2 separate regions of the Homo sapiens genome follow, and region 1 is linked to region 2. The links are chromatin loops, found by intact Hi-C in ENCODE. Cell type or tissue: heart left ventricle. All regions are shown on one strand.

Region 1 (5,000 bases), 68 kb before region 2:
AGGGGAGAGGACGATGGAAGAGCCAAGGTGATGCTGAAGAACCTGGTTTGGGAAACTGGGTTGAAGGTTGGGCCGTTTGCAGAGAAGGGGAAGACAAGTGAGGGTGGGAGGTGGAGGGTGTAGTTTTGGGGAGCAGTTCACATTCGGATTGAGCTGTCATGGGGTAGTTGGGTATGTGGTATGCCCTTGAGAGGGCAGAGCTGAGGGCATGAAATTAGAGTCATTAGTAATCACTCAGGATGAGAATACAGACAAAGATGCAAAGAGGCTGGGTGTGGTGGCTCACACCTGTAATCCCAGCACTGTAGAAGGCCTAGGCAGGTGGATCACTTGAGGTCAGGAGTTGGAGACCAGCCTGGCCAACATGGTGAAACCTTGTCTCCACTAAAAATACAAAAAATAGATGGGCATGGTGGCACGTGCCTGTAATCCCAGCTACTCGGGAGGCTGAGGCAGGAGAATCACTTGAACCTGGGAGACAGAGGTTGCAGTGAGCTGAGATTGTGCCACTGCACTCCAGCCTGGGCCACAGAGCGAGACTCTGTTGAAAGAGAGAAAGAGAGGGAGGGAGGGAAGGAGGAAGGAAGGAAGGAAGGGAGGGAGGGATACAAAGAGCCCAGACACAAGCCCCGAGGGAATTCAACATTTACATAGTGGGCAGCAAGTGGTGGAGAGGCAGGAGCAGCAGCCACTGGGGCAGGAGGTTAACTGGGAGATGTTGGTGTCATGGAAGCCAAGGAGAGCCACTCTTATGAGGGAGTGGTTGGCTATGTCAGATGCTCCCGCCAGGCCAAGTGAGTTAAAGACGGAAAAGTCTGTTGGATTGGGCAATGGAGTTTATTGGAAAGAATAGCAGCAGTGAACAGGTTGAGGGAGGCCAGGCCACTGGGCAGCGTCACATCGGCTGTGAAGAGATAGGCCTGTGTGGGGTGAGTAGTCCTAGCCCTTCCTCCCCTGCCAATCACATCTCCCGGTGCCCAGCCATGAAATTAACCTGGTGACATTTCCAGCCCTCCAGCCCTTCCATCCCCATGTACCCCAACACCTCCTTCCCTGTCATCTCACTTCCTCAGGGTTGTCACAAAGTATTTTTGGTACAAAGAAAAACTTCTGAATCTCCATTTCAGACACTGGGTTTCAAGCAGAAAATAATTATTCTGCTCCTACCTAGCTGGCTGCCTGTCGCTAGGTGCTGAAAGGTACAAGAAAATGAGAAAGACATTGCCCCAGCCATGAGGCAGATGAAACCAGTGGTAACTAGAGCTGGAGTCAGTACCCAGAGGGCAGAGAAAAGGCCTCCCAAAGAACATGGAGATCAGGTTACTTGCTAAAATGTACATAATTTACTTTTGTCCCTTTTCACCAACACTGCTAATCCCTTCACCTCTACACTTAATCCCAGAGCTCCAGGGCCCCTCTCACTGCCCTGCCCTGCTCTTCCAACTGGGCTTGTACTGCTTCCTCCCTCCCATGTCTCCTGGAAGAATCAGCTCCTTCCTGGACCTGCTGCCTGCTCCAACCCTCCTCCCTCCTTTCTCAGCCAGACCCAGTTCATTCCCCCAACACCAACAGGGGCTTCTGCCCCTTGCCCCAAAGTTGCTGTGACAAAAGTCCCCAAAGGCCAGGTCTAGGAGATGCCTGAGCCTCCACTGACCTCTGTGCATGTGGCCCACCAGTGGCCACTCTCTTTCTGGAAATGTTCCTTCATGGGCTTCTGGGACTCTCTTTCCCTGTCTTCCCCTCTTTCTCAGGCTCCCCTCCCCCTGTCCAATGCTGGTGCTGCCCAGGGCTCAGACTCCAGCCTTCCCTCTCACTGTGCACCTTTTCCCTCAACTTCATGCATCCTTGAAGCTTTGCCTCTCTCCTAGAGGCTGATTCCCAAAACTGATAGTCCACACTGGGCTCCTTTAAGCTCCAGTCCAACACACCCATCTTCCTCTCTACATCTTCTTCCAGATCCAGCCCTGATCTCTCGTCTGAGCTCCAGAACCTGATGGCCAACCATCTCAGACATCAACAACATATCCCAAATGAAATTCTTGGTTTGTTATTTTTTCACTTCATTATGCTCTTTAATTCAAATTCCTAATCTTTCTTCTGCAAATTTGTTCTTGACTGATGTCTCCTATTTTGGGAGACACTTAGCGGTCCCCTAGAATCTCTGCCTTCTTCTCTTGCAACATCTCATGGAAAGGTCAGTTGATCTTACCTCCTAACCAACTCCATCATCATGACCAATGGCTCAGTCCAAGCCGTCATCTCTTGCTTGGTCACTGCAGGTACTTGCTAACTTTCTTCCCAATAATCCAACCCCCACAGAGCAGCCAGAGTAGCCTTTTTTTGTTTTGTTTTGTTTTGTTTTGTTTTGTTTTTGAGACGGAGTCTTGCTCTGTCGCCCAGGCTGGCATGCAGTACTGCGATCTTGGCTCACTGAAACTTCTGCCTCCCAGGTTCAAGCGATTCTCCTGCCTCAGCCTCCTGAGTAGCTGGAATTACGGGCGTGTGCCACCACACCCAGCTAATTTTTGTATTTTTAGTAGAGATGGGGTTTGACCGTGTTGGTCAGACTGGTCTCGAACTCCTGACCTCAGGTGATCCGGCCGCCTCAGCCTCCCAAAGTGCTGGGATTACAGGCATGAGCCACCGCACCCGACCCATAAGCAAATTCTTCTAGTCCTCCAGTGCACCAAGCTCATTCCTCTCTTAGAGCTTTGGCTCCCATTGCTCCTCATACCTGGAAACCACTTTCCCACCACCCTCTTCTCAGACTTTTGGGCTCAGCTTAAATGTTTCCCAAGAGAGACCCTCCCCAACCACCCATCTAAAGTGGGGCTCCTACCCCATGCTCTCCCTCACATTCTGTTTGCTTCCTCCACAGCCTTTGCAATCACTTCTTTGGCAACTGCCTTTTCCTCTGTTTTAGAGGACTCTCCCCTAATAGACTGTAAGCTCCTTGAAGGCTGTTTCTTCAGAGACAATTTCTACCCTGGCTGCTCTTTTATCCCTGGCACCTAGCACACATTTGTTGAGTGAAGAATAAGGCTGTATTGACATTCTCTATCTCACGTGGTCTTGACAACCCCATTTCACAGAAAAGGAAGCTGAGATGTCCCAAGACAAAGTAGCGTGGGGAGGGCCCAACACAGTGCATGACTGGCAGGGATGTGGCTCAAAGCCATATCTCCTGACCGTGCCTCCAAGATTTCAGGATTGAGTGCACCACTGGCCTGCCCCTATGGAGCACAACAATACCATGTGATCTCCAGGGAGAGGAGGTAGCTAGAAAAACATGTATTGTGTAAAAAAGTCATGCTATGGGAAATTCAAGGTTAGATTACCAAAAGGGAAATTGGGTGTGGGAGTTAGATGCTTGGGGAAGTGATCTGATATGAAACAGAGATTTCAAGGGTTCTAACCCTAACAGACATTGCAGAATAAAACAAAACAAAATAACCATTATTTTGTAACAGAAAGAAAGACATCTCAATGAAACAGAATAGAAAGCCCAGATGCAGATCCCTAGAATGTCTAATTCTATGACTTATGAGAGCAGAGGCACTGCAAATGAATGGGGGCAGGCAGGGGGAATGAAGTGATTTGTCACTTAGTGAGGCTGGAAAATTATTTTATCTATTTCAGAAACGAAAAGCAATTATTTATCTCTCTTTATACCAACCACCAACATCAATGTCCTGTGATTTATTTAAATTTTTTTCAATTTTTTTTTTGTCTTCTTTACTTTTTAATTGATGTCATCTTTTCAGTAAGTGTCAGGTGATTTTTTTTTTTTTTTTTTTTTTAGACAGAGCTTCACTCTTGTTGCCCAGGCTGGAGTGCAATGGCATGATCTTGGCTCACTGTAACCCCTGCCTCCTGGGTTCAAGTGGTTCTCCTGCCTCAGCCTCCCAAGTAGCTGGGATTACAAGCACCCGCCACCATACCCGGCTAATTTTTTTGTATTTTTAGTAGAGACAGGGTTTCGCCATGTTGGCCCGGCTGGTCTTGAACTCCTGACTTCAGGTGATCCGCCTACCTCAGCCTCCCAAAGTGCTGGGATTATGGGCATGAGCCACCATGTCCGGCCATGTCAGATGATTTAAATGCAAAAAAAAAAAAAAAAAAAAGAAAGCATAGTAATAACTAGAAAAAACTGGAAATGATTCATTATCCAAACTATGGTCGAGGAAGGCCATTGTAGCATTTACAGCAATACAGAGAACTGTGCTGGAAAATATAAATATAATTGACTATAGGAAATGTAAAGCTTCTGTGTGTTGGAAATTCTCATAAATAAAACATTCACAGAGGCAGTAAGAATTTTCATAATGAAACATTGGGGTGATAAAAGGCTGTAAGAGCCCATTTATGAAAGATGAAGTTCAAAAGTCAAATTCAGTTGAAAATGTTGAACTTACTCATAATAAAATAAATGTAAATTTGAATGCAGGGATACCACTTTTGGCCCATCGAATGAGTACTTTACAAAGCAAGAGCTCACAGAGCTCATTCAGCCCCGGTGGCATGGGCCCTCTCTTGCACAGCTGGCAGGACTGTGAAGTGGCAAAATCTTTCTACAAGGCAATTTGTTTAAGATGTGTGAAGAGCCTCAAAAAGGTTCGTACTGTTTGACTCAGTAATTCCATTTGCAGGAAGCTCATCCCAAGAAGTGCTCTAAAGCAATGCCCAAAGATTTCTGCAGAAAGATGTGCACTGTGGCTTTAGGTGTCATAGCAAAAAAGAAAAAAGGAAGTTATCAAAATCTTCAGCTCCAGGAGAACAGTTAACCAAATTATGTTCCATTCATTAACTGGATTATTAGGCAGCCATTAAACATAATAATTACAAAGGAAGTTGACTAATATGGGGAGATGTTTAGCATATAATCAATGGAAAAGGATGGTGCAAAATTACATACAATGAAAGCATCTATTGTAAATAAATGCATTAAAAAGGCTAAGAAGAGATGTGCTTTTCCGGCGCATTTTTACAGAACTTGACAA
Region 2 (5,000 bases):
AAACACTCAGAGACACACAGACACACACACATACACACAGACACACTCAGAGACACACACAGACACACATAGACACATTCACAGACACATAGACACACACAGATACACACACACAGACACACATAGACACACACAGACACACACTCAGAGACACACACAGACATACACACAGTCACAGACACACACACACGGACACATAGAGACACACTCACAGACACACAGACACACACAGAAACAGACACACACTCAGAGACACAGACCACAGAGACACATACTCCAGAACACACACAGACACACACTCCGACACAGAGATACACACTCAGAGACACACACACACTCACAGACACACAGAGATACTCAGAGACATACATAGAGACACACACACAGGATACACACGCAGACGCACATACAGACACACAGATACACAGAGACACACAGAAATACACACACACAGACACACACAGAGATACACAGAGACACACGGAAATACACACTCACGGACACACAGAGATACACACTCAGAGACACACACACTCAGACACACACAGACACACACAGACACACAAAGATACACACTCAGAGACACACACAGAGACACATACACAGAAATACACAGACACACAGACACAGAGATACACACAGACACACAAACACACATGCTCACAGACACACACACAGATACACACTCAGAGACACACACACAGACACACACAGATGCACAGGAGTCCAGAAGAAGTGGGAGAAGACGGAGCCTAAGAGAGGAGGAGGAAGGGAAATACGTGGCATGAGCAGAGTCAGACATGGCACATCTGGAAAAATTGAGAAGGGAGGAGAGAGGCCAAGAGATGGAGAGAGAGGGAGAGAAGAACAGGAGCAGAGAGAGACAGAGAGAGAGGCTGAGAGACAAAGAGAGAGACAGAGAGAGTCTGAGAGATGGAGAGAGACAGAGAGAGACTGAGAGATGGAGAGAGACAGAGAGATGCTGAGAGATGGAGAGAGACAGAGAGAGACTGAGAGATGGAGAGAGACAGAAAGAGACTGAGAGATGGAGAGAGAAAAAGAGAGGCTGAGAGATGGAGAGAGACAGAGACTGAGAGATGGAGAGAGACAGAGAGATGCTGAGAAATGGAGAGAGACAGAGAGAGGCTGAGAGATGGAGAGAGACAGACAGAGAGGCTGAGAGACAGAGAGAGAGACAGCCAGAGAAGAACGGGAGCGGGCAGTGAGTAGCAGGCACTGGGAAGCTGCCCACCACCTCCCTTCCTTCCCTCCCAACCTCTGTCTCTCTGACAGCCAGGGCAGATTTCAGTAACGCCTTAGAGACAGAGAACAGGCTGGAGGCAGGGGAAGAGCCAGAGAAACACAGACACGCACACACACACACATGCACACACTCACACATGCACACACACACACGTGCCCGGCCAGCACACGGGAGCGACTCGAGGGGTGCTGCCTGAAGGAGGGAGTGGATGCGGTGACTCACAGAATGAGCACAAAAGCCAGACCCCACAGAGAGGGGGCCAGGCGGGGGTTTGGTGTTTTGTGTGTGTGTGTGTGTGTGTGTGTGTGTCTCACATGCTCAAAGAATGACAATGACCTCCAGGGCTAGGGCAGAGAGAAAGCAAAGAGTACAGTGTGATGAGATAGACGGATGGACAGACAGACAGACTGACTGAGAGAGGGCACTGGGGGGCACTGTGACACACACACAGGGCAAAGTATTTGATGCCCAAAAGGAGCAATGAAGCACTAATGCTCCAGTGGGGGAAGGCGTTGCAGAAAGACAGTCAGACACACACAGTAGGGAGGAAACTGGGCGTGGGACACTCAGAAGAGGAGCAGGAAGACAGAGAGGGAGAGGAGGAGGGGCCGAGGGGCCAGGACACAGGACCCCTCCTCTCATCCTCCAGAGTCCCTCTCTATAGCCGCCTGGGGGGAAGCCGCTCCTGGGCCCAGGGGACTCAGAGCCGAGTGGCTCACGGCCTGGCCTGACGGACAGATGGGACACCATCAGCACACGGTGCGGCAGGAGTGCTCCTGGAAGCCCCTTCCCTCAGGAAGCCACGGTGGCAGGGGAGACACGGACTCTGCTTAGGGGTGGGAGGCACGGGGAGGGGAAGGCGGGGACAGTCCCCCAGTCTGCAGGGGGAGGTGACTTGGAGCCAGATGCCCGATCACCGGGGCAGGTTGGGAAGGGACACCTCACACAGAGAGTTTGCAAGGGCCAGGAGGGGTGAGAATGTGTGTGAGGGCGGGGTGGTGTCTGAGATGACAGGCCATCTGGGTGGCCGGTGGCTGGTGTGGGGGTGACAGAGAAGGGGTGAGGCTTGAGAGGCAATGGGGGTTGAAGCATGCAAGGGTTTGACGCCCAGGCTAACGCCTGGACGGCGCCCGCGGGATGGAGGGAGCCCAGGAAGGGTTGAAGCAGCCAGGGACACATGGCCAGAAGTGCTTGAGAGGCAGCCACGGGCTCCATGTGCACACTGGGAAGGGGAGGACGGAGCTGGGTGTGGCCTCCCTGGGGACTGGGTGAATGCGGGGAGGGATTTCCACTGCATCCTGGCCAGACAGAGCTCAGAAATGAGATTGTTCATTCAATCAAGCCCCTTCTACATGCCAGGCGCTGTTCTAGGAGCTGGAGACGCAACACTGGACGACACAGACATGGGCCTGCCCTCATGGGGCTTACAGCATAGTGGCAGAGATGATAGCGTGAGAGACTGAAACTAAGCCAGAAATCAACGTGTAAGAAGATGGCAGGGAGTGATCAGTGTTATAAAGACAAACAGCAGCGTAAGGGGAAATAGAGTGACAGAGACGCATTCAGATGGTGTGGCCAGGAAGGGCCTCTCTGGGGATGGGCAGTCCAGGCAGCGGGAACAGCCTGTGTATCGAAGGCACAGAAACGGCAGGGCAACTGCAGCACAAAAAGTGGCGGGGTCTGTGGGCGGCCGAGGAGGGCGCAGGCTAGAGCCAAAGGGCCTTCCCTGAAGGTCGGGTGAGGGCCTTGGATCCGCTTCCAAAAGGTAAGGCTCCTGGAGGGAATCGGGGCTCTGGTGAGGACTGAGGAACATGTCAGGGCCCTGCCTGGCTCTGCCCAGCCCTGCCCCGTAGGAGTTTGTGGGTGCAGGGCTCAGGTACACCTTGAAAGTTCCAGACAAACTCACTCAGCAGCAGGAAGGCCACCAGAGGGGCGAGGGTGGGAGCTCCACGGCACAGACAGAGGCCTGACGCACGCGGGAAGGGGAAGAAAGCTCCAGAAAGGCTCAGAGGGAGAGAGAGAGGGGCTGGAGAGCTCGGAGCGGCGAGGCAAGGCTCCCTACACCGCCAGGGGCTCCCAGATGATGCACACACCAGGCCCACGCAGGGAGAGGGTCTCAGCTGCGCTCTGTGACGCAGGCCTCGTGCCAGGCAAGGCAGTGACAAGCAGATCCTGACAAAGCCTCCAGGAGGGGACTCAGGGAAGACGAGGGGGAGACGGACAGAGAGAGGGGAGTCGTGATGCCTCCAGAGCCCCCAGAGAGGGAAGGAAGGACACATGGATGGTATCACCCAGACAGACCCCTGCACTCAGGGAGTTCCCCCAACTCATCTCTGCACCCAGGCAGGACTGGCCAGCAGCCCCATACACCGAGACAGACACACAGACAGCCCCCTACAGACAGCTGCCATGCTGCAGGCCTCCCTCCACACCGGCAAAACCGGCCAGCCAGAAACCCACTCCAGGACACACAGACCACCACACACACACCCCAACACAAGAAACACACACACGCACAAATCAGACGCCAGGACTGCCCAACAGCAGAATGCACACACACACACATCTCTCACAGACACGAAGACAGAGGGACAGGCAGACCAGATACGCAGCGCTGACAGACAGAGACAGACAGACAGACGGGGACAGGCCCGCAGACCCTCCCTCAGACAGGCCGAAACACCCCACTGCAGTGGAAAGAGTTGGGTGGGACAACAGGAGGCAGGAGGAAAGAGAGGGGTTCACTAGAAGAGAGAAGTCACAGCTGAGGAGGAGCGTATGAGCCTACGGCCCGCGGCCCAGCACACTCCACTGGAGTCTCCCCACCAGACCAGGGACCAGGGCCGCGGATCTGCCTCCGTATCCCTAAGTCCGCCCCCTGTGGGTGCTGGGTCAGGGAGCATCTACCAAAGGCACGACCAAATTTGCCTGCTGTGAGCCAAGTGCAGGCCAGAGCACTGCACGGGCTGCTGCACTGCAGGAGGTGACAGGTGACAGAGACTCCAAGGAGGGGACTAGAGCACAGCCCAGGAGGGGACATGAATCCCAAGGCAAGGTGCTGGGGAAGGGACGGGGCGAGACCCATTGGGGGACCACATGGACCGGACGTGGGCGGGGAGGGGAAGCGGACCAGCCCAGGGTCTGAGCTGGGTGCTGCCAGGTAGTGGGCATATGAGGCGGGACACCCCAGGCTTTGGCAAAGAGGGGTGTGTGAGTCCATCGTGAGGTGCCCATGGAATGTCCGGAAGGTTGTATGCAGGGAGGGCTGGAACTCAGGGGATGGAGGTGGGGTGGTCCCTACAAAGGGGGAGCTGAGCCCCAGAGTGGGGACAGTCACCAGGCGTGGTGGGAAGGGAGAAGAGGACAAGGAACAACAGTATGTTAGAAGGCCAAGGCTCGGAGAAGGAGTCCTCTGGAAGCAGGGCAGGCTTAGGGGACCAATGTGTCTACAGTCAGATGCCAGAGAAGTTGAGGAAGATGAGGACAAGGTCATGTCTGCAGGGAGGTAGGCGAGGTGCTGGTGAGAGCCATGCGGGAGGTCAGGCACAAATCGCAGCTGGAGTGAGTGAGAAGGAGGTACGGACAGCAAGACAGCTCAGGATGTGGAGGGGAGGGATGGGGTAGGGGCTTGAAGGGGGCTGGGGGTTGCTCTGCAGCGGAAGAGATGGACCGTGATGAGTGGACAGGTCTGGGCTCGGCTCGGAGATCCTGGCTAGAGACCCCGATGTTGGCAGCT

The links. Hi-C counts contacts between places; a loop is a spot of excess contacts. Peaks named below come from ENCODE experiments on the same cell type or tissue, not always from the same donor. Only the 100,000 strongest peaks of a DNase experiment are listed, where the experiment ranks them.
Region 1: a loop joins it to region 2, with 2.4 times the contacts of the local background. A loop is called at or near these places in 2 of 110 quality-filtered maps.

The regions. Positions count from the first base shown.
Region 1 is chr20:37,482,789-37,487,788 of GRCh38, reverse strand. No RefSeq gene overlaps it. Among named protein-coding and RNA genes, the nearest start is that of NNAT, 36 kb to the left of the region's middle. RefSeq lists enhancers at 30-674, 675-1,320. In heart left ventricle, no CTCF peak of the experiment used is centred here; no DNase peak of the experiment used is centred here.
Region 2 is chr20:37,414,704-37,419,703 of GRCh38, reverse strand. No RefSeq gene overlaps it. Among named protein-coding and RNA genes, the nearest start is that of SRC, 71 kb to the right of the region's middle. In heart left ventricle, no CTCF peak of the experiment used is centred here; a DNase peak (open chromatin) is centred at 2,503; H3K27me3 peaks cover 4,445 bases.